3 separate regions of the Mus musculus genome follow, and regions 2 and 3 are each linked to region 1. A link is a contact called in ENCODE Hi-C or POLR2A ChIA-PET data. All regions are on one chromosome and are shown on one strand. Each heading gives the region's core, a stretch centred on a gene start or an enhancer-like site at or near the end of the contact. The rest is flanking DNA. Distances are from core to core; before and after follow the strand shown. Region 1 holds the start of Dnajb1 (DnaJ heat shock protein family (Hsp40) member B1). Region 2 holds the start of Adgrl1 (adhesion G protein-coupled receptor L1). Region 3 holds the start of Asf1b (anti-silencing function 1B histone chaperone).

Region 1 (3,647 bases), core at 112-2,611:
AGACAGGGTTTCTCTGTATAGCCCTGGCTATCCTGGAACTCACTTTGTAGACCAGGCTGGCCTCGAACTCAGAAATCCGCCTGTCTCTGCCTCCCAAGTGCTGGGATTAAAGGCATGCACCACCACTGCCAGCTCACTATCTCTGTCTCTGTACCTTTAAAGACACTTTCTCTACAAGTGTTCCCTAGCTCCAAATCCATGGGGAGGCGGGGGGCAGGGCTCAACTGGTTCGGTTTTCATGGGGTCAGTACAGTTAGGAAAATCAAAACACATACACCACACACAGCTATACCATTAACGGAAGGCTAAAGTCATTTTTCTCAGGGGTGCCTAGGGCAAGGGTTATCTGACTCTCCTCCTACAGAGCTTCCAGAAAGGGAATGTCAACAGTTGTCCACTAAACAAGATGATTAATCATCTCTTTCAAGAACACCCTTTGTCCCTTGTCTTTAACAAATGCAGAATAATGTCAACTTCACCATATTCCACGACCATTCCCTTTGTACAGATGACCACACTGAGACCAGAAAAGCTACTCTACCAACCCAAGGTCACACAGCCAGAAAGTGCTAGGATGAGAGTCAGTCTTTCATGCACTTTCAGGCAGTCCCATTCCCTGCAAGAACCACCAATGACTATTCCAGCTTCTCTATGCCTTCCAATATCTGAAGCTCTCTCCTCTTCCTCACTCAGCTCCGTCCTTGACCGCCATCATCCCAGACTTACAAAACCAAAAGCAAAAAGCTATACTATATCAAAGTATTTGGAAATATTTACGAAGCACCCAGTGGATCTTTAAAAAAATCACGCAGCCCTGGTGGTAAACTCAGACGGCAAAGGAAGTGACAAGTATCAGAACGCCAAGAGGCGAGCTAAACCCAGTAGGAATTAGTAGGAAGTAAGATAAACCGGAGAGGCAGCCCGACTGCAGCAAGCCCAAGGCAGACCAGTCTCACCTCGCTTTACAGTAACGGCCTTACGGGAAAAACCAAGGGCTACGGGCAGAAGAGGGCGGGGTGCCTATTTTTATCCCTGGGTTAGAGCAGGAAAGCTTAGAGGTACTTGTCAGGTAGCTACCACAAGTCACGCAGCAGAACCTCCCAGCCGGCGATAACCTGGGGGAAAGGGTGCGGCCTTTCGGAGAGGCCCGTCTCTGTAGCCCCGCCCCTCTTCGCGCCTCCACCTGTCCGCAGAGAGAGAGAGGGTTGCGATTGGCTGGATCCGCTACGGAGGCGGAACCCCAGCAGCCGGCGCGCGCGCCCGAGGAAGGCGTTGACCAGAGTAGAGAGGGAAGGGGCGTGGCCCCGCGCGGAAAGCCGTTGGCAGCCGGGTCCCACCCCGGATGTGCTGCGTCACGGAGCGGGCCGCAGCGATTGGCCGGTGTCGTGCGGCGCATCGGGAGGGGCGGAAGGTTCTGGAGGGCTGGCGGGATCTGGAAGCTTCCGCCGGACGGGTATATAGAGTCCGGGACGGGGCAGCAGCGGAGCCGGAGGCGGCGACAGCTGGGCGGCGGTGGCCATGGGCAAGGACTACTATCAGACGCTGGGCCTGGCCCGCGGCGCGTCCGACGACGAGATCAAGCGAGCCTACCGCCGCCAGGCGCTGCGCTACCACCCGGACAAGAACAAGGAGCCCGGCGCTGAGGAGAAGTTCAAGGAGATCGCCGAGGCCTACGACGTGCTCAGCGACCCGCGCAAGCGCGAGATTTTCGACCGCTATGGAGAGGAAGGTACGTGTGCGCGCGGCCGGGGTGACCCGCCGTTTGACAGGCGGGGAAACCGAGGCACTCGGAGCCTCTCCAAGACCTCGGCCGGGGACAGGCATTCCGGGGATCTAGCGGCGGCGCCGCCTCCTTCACCCTCTGATCCGCGGCCTCAGACAGGAGGAGGAGCTCTGGGCGCGCCGCTGGCACAGAAGCTTCTAGCACGTCTGCCGCAGCCCCTCCCGGTCGGTCGCCTGCACAGCGCCGGAATGGTGCAGATGGAGGGCGGCGGTCGCGATGGGAATGAAAATTGCCCGAGTATTGATTCTCTTTCCTAGCCGCAAGCTCAGTGTTCGCTCACCCAGGGTTGAGCCTTTTTGGTAACAGTGCGTAGGAGCTTCTCTGTAAGATGGTAACAGCATAGCTGGGAGGATGGAGCAGTCACGTAAACCTGGTCGCACCGAGATCTAGAGGCCTTACTACCGAATATGTTGTCAGGAAGTAAAACGGAGTAGTGTGTTTCTTGCTCCTATTGCCATTGGGAGTTAAAAGACTTGAGATTCGTCCTTGACTAACAAGCTTTTTAATATATACATAAAATCCCTCCCGCTATAGTTCCTGTGGCCTTTTTACTAAGAGCAAAACTTGTTGAGCAGAGTGCGGGGGCTCACACCTCCACATGGGAAACCGAATTAGGAACGCTGTGAATTTGCTTCAAATCAGAGCTACAGGGTAATAAGCTCCTGTTTCCAAAGGAACCGGATGTTGTGACAATCCCCCCTCTGGGGTATTTGAGTCAGGAGGATTGCCTTGAGGCTACTCTGGACGAAAGTTTGTGTGTTACGTGGCATTGACAGTAATACATGCAAAAGGAACAAAATGTGACCATTTATTTGAGACAGGACCTCACTGTTGCTGGAACTTTGTTTTTCAATTTATTTGAGCGTGTGCCTCCGTGTATATGTGTATACCATTCACATGCTTCTAGAGAAGAGGGCATTAAAGGTCCCGGAACTAGAGTTAGACCATGGTCTGCTGCTATGTAGGTGTTGGAAATTGAACTTGGTTCTTCTGCCAGATGAGCCAGTGCTCTGAGCCATTTCTCCAGCACCTCATGGTGGAGCTCTGGCTTGTCTGGAACTTGCAGAGATCAGTCTGCACTTGTCTTGAGAGTGCTGGGGTTCTGAGCTCTTTGTTTCAGGGGTTTTATGTTTTATAAGTGTGTTGAAGTGTTGGGGGTGGAGGGAGGTGGGGCTGACTCTCCAGCAGTAACCCTGACTTGTGGTTTTGGTTTCCAGGCCTGAAGGGTGGTAGCCCCAGTGGAGGAAGCAGTGGTGGTGCTAATGGTACCTCTTTCAGCTACACATTCCACGGAGACCCCCATGCCATGTTTGCTGAGTTCTTCGGTGGCAGAAACCCCTTTGATACCTTTTTTGGGCAGCGCAACGGGGAAGAAGGCATGGACATTGATGACACATTCTCTAGCTTTCCAATGGGTATGGGTGGCTTCACCAACATGAACTTTGGACGTTCCCGCCCTTCTCAAGAGCCCACCCGGAAGAAGCAAGATCCTCCAGTCACCCATGACCTTCGGGTCTCCCTTGAAGAGATCTACAGCGGCTGTACCAAGAAGATGAAAATCTCCCACAAGCGGCTGAACCCTGATGGAAAGAGCATTCGAAATGAAGATAAGATCCTGACCATCGAAGTGAAGAGGGGCTGGAAAGAAGGGACCAAAATCACCTTTCCCAAGGAAGGGGACCAGACCTCGAACAACATTCCAGCAGACATCGTCTTTGTTTTAAAGGACAAGCCACACAATATCTTCAAGAGAGATGGTTCTGATGTCATCTATCCAGCCAGGATTAGCCTTCGGGAGGTAAGGTGCTAGGTGGGTGGAGGAGTCATAAAAAGAGATGGCTGCTGTGAGAATAATGGGTTGTGG
Region 2 (3,327 bases), core at 50-2,549, 290 kb after region 1:
AGCTTTATAGCCTCCCCCCACCAAAAAAAAAAAAAAAAACCAAAAAAACAAATAAACTATAAGTCTAGGCAGTGGTAGCTTTGGCTCCAGATATTTGGGCCAGGTCGACCCCCTTTCCCATCTAGAGAAGCAATCCTAGGCTTCATCTGTAGCTGGGGGGCTGAACCCAGCCTCTGGCTTCACTCACTAAGTCCAAAGCCTAGGAATCTAAGTCCGATCCGCTGCCCTACTTCTCCGAGTCCATCACCTGCAGTGTAGTTCTTACGTTGTGGAAATCTGCACCGGGCTTTTGCTCTCGCCATCAACCTAAAATTCAATTTTTTTTTTCTTCCCTACCCACCCCCTCCAAAACCAGACGCTTGAGGCGTTTATAGATACTAACCTCTCCTCCGCTCCTGCAGCCTGGTCAGCTCCAGGACCCTGTCCGGTTGCCAAGGCTCTCTCTTCTGTTTGGGGGAGGGGGGCTGTTCTCATCCCATCCTACCTACGCTCCAGTCCTGGCTTTGCGTCCCTCCCTCGTTTTTTTTTTTAATTAATTTATTTATTTATTTTTTTATTGTAGGTCTGGTCTCCCAGGGTAGCGGGATCCACACCACATCCCCTTCCTGTCGCATCACCCAGGATCCAGATACTGCTTTTACCTGCCGGCTCTGTTGCAGCCAGCGCGCGGGATCCTTCCATACCTCAGTCCAGCCCTCATTTTGTCCCTCCCCACCCCACGTCGCTGTTAGGAAGATGGGGGACAGCCTACGCTCTTGTCAGTCACTAAGCAGCACTCCCTCCGGCCCTCCTGCAATCCCGGGTGGGAGACGCTCTGGTCCAGGTCTTTTTTGTTGCCACCGCACAGGCCTGACGCATTACTCCATCTCCCTTGGAAGAATCCGGACCGAAATTTGCGTGCCTCGAGTGCATCTGGCCCTGTCGCAGCTACCTCCCCTCCCACTCCTACCCCCCCACACCGCGCCCCTCCCGTCCCTACCCTCTCTGCCAAATCCGGACCAGGTTTTGCGCAGTCCTTGCACAGCTCTCCATTTACCCCTCACCGGCTAGGCGCCTTTCTGCACAGCACGGCTGCAGAGTCCGTTCCGTTTTTTCTTGCCGCCCGTCGCACCCCACCCCCCCCCAGCCCAACTAGGGGGATCTAGCGCGTCGCCTCCCTCTGCCCACTTTTCCTTGGGGGAGGCGAGTGGAACTCCAGGCCAGGTTTCCGGGCCCTTCCTCGGGGCGCACGGGAGGGCTGCGGAGACTAGTCCCCGGCGGGTAGTCCAGGCCAGGTTTTGCGCTTGTCCGCCGCCCCCCTCCCGGAGCCGGCGGGCCCGGCAGCGCCGAGAGCAGGCGGCTTGTCATTGCTGGTGCCCCGCGCCCGCTCGCTCCGCGAGTCCTGCGGTGCCCACGGGCCCAGCCCCGCGCCCCCTGCTCCGGCCACCCCGGGGGCGCAACGCCGCCGCGCCTGCTTCCAGCTGTGTAGCTCCGGCCCCCTGCGGGCAGCGCGAGCGGTCGGCGCGGGAGCAGTCGGCGCTGCGACGCCCCCGCCCCGCCGTCTGCCGGAGACGCCCCGGCGGATGGGGCCGCGCGGGCCCAGGAGCGGCGCCGCCGGGCGGCGGGGGCCTGCGCGGCCGCCCGGGCAGCCGCGTTAACCCTTCGCCCGCTGCCGTCCGGGGGCGCTGGGAAGTCGCCTGGGCACACACGTGCCGCCTCCGTCGGGGCCGCGGAGCTGCGGGGGAGATGCGGGCAGCCGGCGCCGCCTCGGGGGGCTCCGCCTCGCCCCAGCCCCCCGAGCTCTGACGCCGCCCCCGCCCCTCCGCCTCCACGCCTCGCTCCCCGGGAGGGGCGCAGACCCGCGCGCCCGGGGCCGGGGCCGCCTCCGGAGCGCCGCGATCCGCCTTTTCTTTCCTTTTTTTTTTTTTTTTTATACTCCCCCCCCCCACCCCTTCCCTTTTAAATTTTGGTCGGTGGCGGCGGTGCTGGGCCGGAGGAAAGAAGGGACACGGAGTCCTCCCTCGCTCAGCCACCCCCTCCCCGCTTCCCCCTGGGCCGGGCTCCGGGAGATGTGCCGGGCGGGGGGCCCGGCTTCGCGGAGCCGCCGGAGGAGCGCGCACGGCCGACCCCGAAGCGCCGCTGGACAGGTGAGTGTGCGGGAGCCTCAGGCCACGCCGCACCTGGGCCAGGTGTGCGCGGCGGGAGGGGCGGGGAGCACCCTACCCCCGCCCGCCGGGGGCTTGGTGAGGGTGCGGATGGGCGGCCGCAGGGTGCCCTGCAGGGGGAGGGGACCGCTAGTGTGCCCGCGCGTGGCTGCGTGTGCCCGCGCGCGCGCCGGCCTTTGTGGGGAAGCGGCGCGGCGGTGCCTGCGTGTCCCCGGTGCGTGTGCGCGCGGGTGCTTGGCGCCCTGTTTGTGTAGGTGTCTGGGTGTGAGTGGAGAGGGTGCGTGTGCGCGCAGCGCGCGGGCCCGGGCTCCCCAGAGAAGCCATGTCGGGGGGCTGGCACCGCAGGATGCTGGGCCAGCCCCCCCCCCCCCCCGACATGGCTTGTTTTTCTCTGGGAGGCAGTGGCGCTAATGGTGGTTGGGGGTGGTATGGGGAGAGGTATGTCTGGGTGTCGAGTGAGTTTCAGCCCGGAGGGGTGCTTTGGGCAACCCTGGTGCAGTTGTGAGACATCTTCTGTTAGTGGTACCCTGTTAAGCACGGATGGAGGCTGTCAGGTTGGATCTACCGGAACGAGCTTTCTCTCCTCTTCCAGGTGTTCCTGAAATAGAGCTGTGTGGCTCAGTTGTCATCGTCCCGTTTGAGGGTCCTGGGATGAAAGTCCAGTTCGTGTGTGTGTGTGTGTGTGTGTGTGTGTGTGTGTGTGTGTGTGTGTGTGTGTGTGTGGTGGGAGGGTAGTGTGTACTTATGCAGTGGCCAGAAAATGTCCTCAAATGGCATCACTTCAGTGCACCCCAGGCACCTATGTGAAGATGGCACCCCGCCGGCAAACAGCCCCTAAGCTCACCCATCCCAATCTGTACACTTCTCGGCTAGGTTAGCTTCCAGCCCTATCCTCGCCCAGCATCTTATTACTGTACCTTCCTCATCTCCCCACCCCGCCTTCTCCTCAGCTTTGGCATCTTTGTGGATGTCCCTCCTGTCCCAATGTGAACCAGAGAGCCCCCTTCTTTCCCAGCCTCTCTGGGACCCAGAGCCGGATCTGTCTTCCCATATCCAAACATGTGGTGCGTTTGGGGGAGTTGGGGGAGGGGTTCAAGATGGCCGCCAAGATGGCTGGCAGCCTCTTTATCTCTGTCTGTCTCCCCCTCTCTCTGCTTACCCTCATGCCTCCAGTGGAGTAGGG
Region 3 (3,415 bases), core at 290-2,789, 350 kb after region 1:
TTACAGATGGTTGTAAGCCACCATGTGGTTGCTGGGATTTGAACTCAGGACCTTCAGAAGAGCAGTCGGGTGCTCTTACCTGCTGAGCCATCTCACCAGCCCCTTACATTTTCAACTATAAATTTTGTGAAATATAAAAGGTCAGATACCTCTTTCAAATAAAAGTGGACAGTCCCATGCTAGGTTACAGACCTGTTTGAAATGTGAAACACATACAGGATCCCAAAGACTTCTCAATGAGTAAAAAGGTGCAGGATAGCTCATTGGTGTTTTTAGAATGGTCATATTTGAAATGATTATTTTTGTCCTATTTAGTTAAGTGTCTATTAAAAATCATATTCATTGCTTCTTGGCCTTTTTGCATTGGCCAAGTATGAAAACTAATTTACTTACTTCCCCAAACTCACTGTGTAGATCAGGCTGGCCCACAGAAGTCTGCCTACCTCTGAGTCCTGAGATTAATGGCACGCATCTACCTTTCCATTTTGTTTTAACCTTTAAAAGATGTGATTGGTAAAGGTTGTGTAAGAAGCTATGACAGGGTATAAAGAACCAGAAAGTAAGGAGAAAAGGTAAGTTTCACAGACAGCGGCAGTTAACTGGTTTGGTTTTGGATCAGGGTTTCTCTGTGTAGCCCTGGCTGTCCTAGAACTTGCTCTGCAGACCAGGCTGGCCTCGAACTCACAGGTCCACCTGCCTCTGCCTCCCGTGTGCTGGGATAAAAAGCGTGCGTCACCGAGCCCGGGCTGAAAGACAGAGTGCAGAGGCAGGATTCAAACCCTGGTCTGTCCACGAACCAGAACTCCCTTCGGACTGAGACTCGATCCTGTATCCCCTCTCATCGCTACGCCATCTTGTCTCAGGGGTGATCTAAACCTTCTCGACAGTCTCCTCGACCATGATTTTCAAAGGTAGGAACCCCTCAGGGTAGTCCCCAGAAACGCTCACCTGCTGACAGCCGCCTAAACCGCCCAGGCCACTCTCTCCTCCTTAAAGCTTTTCACTGTGAGGGTGTGCGATTTCCACAGCTCTCCAGCCCGGCGTTCCTCACGCCCACCATAATAGCCAATCACGTCTCAGAAACCCGCTTACGGCCACGCCCACGATCGATACTCAATCACTGCGAGTGCGAGTGCCGTCTTCTCAGCGCGTTTTAGTGAGAGTCGCGCGCCACCGTTCGGCCGTTGGTGGCGCTGCTCTCTGTGAGGTGCGTCTACCGGAAAAGCGGAACGAGGGGCGGGGGATGCCGGTGCGGTAACCCTTGGGATTGGACAAGAGAAGTTCCGCGCTCTAACTCCGCCCACCCCGGAGCGAGCTATTCCAGTCGGAGACTCCAGGGATTGGTTCCCGATAGACCTTTACGAAGCTAAGAGATTAACGTTCCGCCTCCTGGGGCCCGTGAAGAGGGAGCTTCTCTGATTGGTCTGAGGGTCCAGGCGCGCGCCTGAAGACGCCTCGAGATTGGCTGATGGCTCGCGCCGTCATCGGTCCTTAGCGGCGATTGGCTGGAAGGCGGAGCCGGCTATTTGAAGGGAGCGCGCTGAGCGGAGGAGCGCTTCAGAGGGAAGAGTTGGGAGACGCAGGGAGGTTTCCGTCCTGTCGTCCCCCCCTTCTTCTCTGTCGCAAGTCACTGTGAAGAAGTCTCCACAGCAGCTGCGGCTCCCGGGCGCGGTGATGGCCAAGGTGTCGGTGCTGAATGTGGCTGTGCTGGAGAACCCGAGCCCTTTCCACAGCCCCTTCCGGTTCGAGATCAGCTTCGAATGCAGTGAGGCCCTGTCTGACGGTGAGGCCGGGCCTGAGCCGGGGACCCCAGACCCTCCTGCCCTCGGGGTTTCGCCACCCCCAATCTCCCGGGGCCAACTAGATCTCCCATTAGATACGCCTCCATGGCCCAGCTCCGGTCTCTCGGTGGAGCCGGCTCTGTCCAGTGTACATTGTCTGGTGGAGGCCTCGTCACCCTTCGTCTTGCACCGCTTGTCCTTGTACGCTTTCCCTGGAGACCCGCAGCCACGCCTTTTCCCTATGGCTAGACCCCGCGTTGATGCCCTTCCTCCTAAGAAACCATCCACGTGTCCTATGGAATCCCAACCTCCAGTCCCGTCCCCCCCCCTTTTCCTTGTGGGTATCTTTTCCTACAAAGCAGCCAGACTCTTCTGTTGCCCTGTCCGCCCATGTCAAGACCTTCTTCACCCCATGGCTCCCAAAAACCCCCTCCCCAGACAACTCCAGATTTGTCCCCCACAACTCCTGCTTGCCAACCGTAACAACATGGTGTTGCCTATAAGCCTTCTTCCTTTAGGTTAGTCCCAGATCCTATGTCTGAGCTCCCTCTGAGGAGAGATGGGGGCTTCTGACTCCAGGCTTTGTAGGTAACTTGGTCTCCCCAGCTCCTGGTCTGGGTGAATGTCCTGAGGTGAGGGGTGCCACAGCCAGGCAGGCCTCTTCCAGTTTCTGAGATTTCTACTAGCTGCCAGCTAACTCAGTGCAAGGAACCCCTCATCCCTTTTGATGGGCTGACCTTGTCTGGGGAGTGGGTGGACTGACCAAACAGGGATGGGATCCAACTTCCATCAACTGGGAGGCCACGGGCTTTTGTGGATCTTTCACAGAATGACTTAATTCATCTGTGGGACATAAAGGTGGACATGGCTCTCATCACACAGATGAGAGAACAAGAGCCATAAAGAGCAAAAGACTTTCAAATAAATCCATGAACATGTAAACTGTGAAGTCACTTTGGATTCTCAGCTCCCCAGCAAAAGGCAAGTCCTGTTTTCAGAGGACCTGCTTTCAACACTCCACGAGACCATTTCTCTACTGAGTGTTGAAAGGATGTAGCAGCTGAGGAGGTGGAGCTCTGAGAGCCTAGGCTGTGGCAACTAGTGCCTCTTGGTGGCTGTTGGTGGTATTCAGTTAAGGCCAGCCACTCCTGTTCACTTGGAGCTGCTATGTGTGTGCTTGGGGTGGGTCAGTGGCTCAGCCTCTCCCTAGTTTCTTACCCCTTAAGTTTAAATGAATCTACTTATGACTAACTATAGAATAAGCTGGGTTAAATCCTTACTGGAACAAGGCAGGGTGTAAATAAATAAATAAAAGGTAGAGTAACAGTGTGGAATACGATTTATTTGGAAGCCAAGAGGAGATATAAGGAGCTGATAGATTAAGGGATTCACAGTTCCCAGATGCTGAGAGATCAGGTTTCAATCAGTCTGTTTGTGCTCCTTGCATTTAAAAATGGTTGCATGGTCATTGCCTAGTATTACTTTTATTCCTTATTTATAGAACCAGAACAGCGAGGCTAGAGTCAGCCTGTTGGTCATGTTTTAATAGGAGCAGGGTGATTTTTCCAAGTCAGCCAGATAGTAGTAGAAGCATTATCATTGAAGTTTGTCTCTGAGTTCTGAGTCCAGATTGT

The links. A loop is a pair of places that touch in the nucleus more often than their neighbours do. ChIA-PET counts read pairs that join two places held with the same protein, here RNA polymerase II (POLR2A).
Region 2: a loop to region 1 is called in a map of left cerebral cortex, with 4 times the contacts of the local background. The contact joins the promoter of Adgrl1 here to the promoter of Dnajb1 in region 1. A Hi-C loop is called at or near these places in 1 of 37 maps with a recorded cell type or tissue (left cerebral cortex). POLR2A ChIA-PET finds 5 or more read pairs at or near these places in 2 of 5 experiments (Patski and embryonic stem cell).
Region 3: POLR2A ChIA-PET joins it to region 1 with 23 read pairs in embryonic stem cell. The contact joins the promoter of Asf1b here to the promoter of Dnajb1 in region 1. POLR2A ChIA-PET finds 5 or more read pairs at or near these places in 2 of 5 experiments (Patski and embryonic stem cell).

What each region holds. Positions count from the first base shown.
Region 1 is chr8:83,606,814-83,610,460 of GRCm38, forward strand. Dnajb1 (DnaJ heat shock protein family (Hsp40) member B1) reads left to right here and starts at 1,362. Exons shown (of 3, transcript NM_018808.3): 1 at 1,362-1,729; 2 at 3,001-3,581. The coding sequence starts at 1,519. It overlaps Gm42029 (a long non-coding RNA gene), which reads right to left and starts at 1,037. Exons shown (of 3, transcript XR_878996.2): 1 at 957-1,037.
Region 2 is chr8:83,898,799-83,902,125 of GRCm38, forward strand. Adgrl1 (adhesion G protein-coupled receptor L1) reads left to right here and starts at 1,300. Exons shown (of 23, transcript NM_181039.2): 1 at 1,300-2,126. It overlaps Gm26721 (predicted gene, 26721), which reads right to left and starts at 929. Exons shown (of 4, transcript NR_166528.1): 1 at 383-929.
Region 3 is chr8:83,954,155-83,957,569 of GRCm38, forward strand. It overlaps Asf1b (anti-silencing function 1B histone chaperone), which reads left to right and starts at 1,540. Exons shown (of 4, transcript NM_024184.2): 1 at 1,540-1,783. The coding sequence starts at 1,675. It overlaps Gm10644 (predicted gene 10644), which reads right to left and starts at 1,179. Exons shown (of 5, transcript NR_169070.1): 1 at 949-1,179.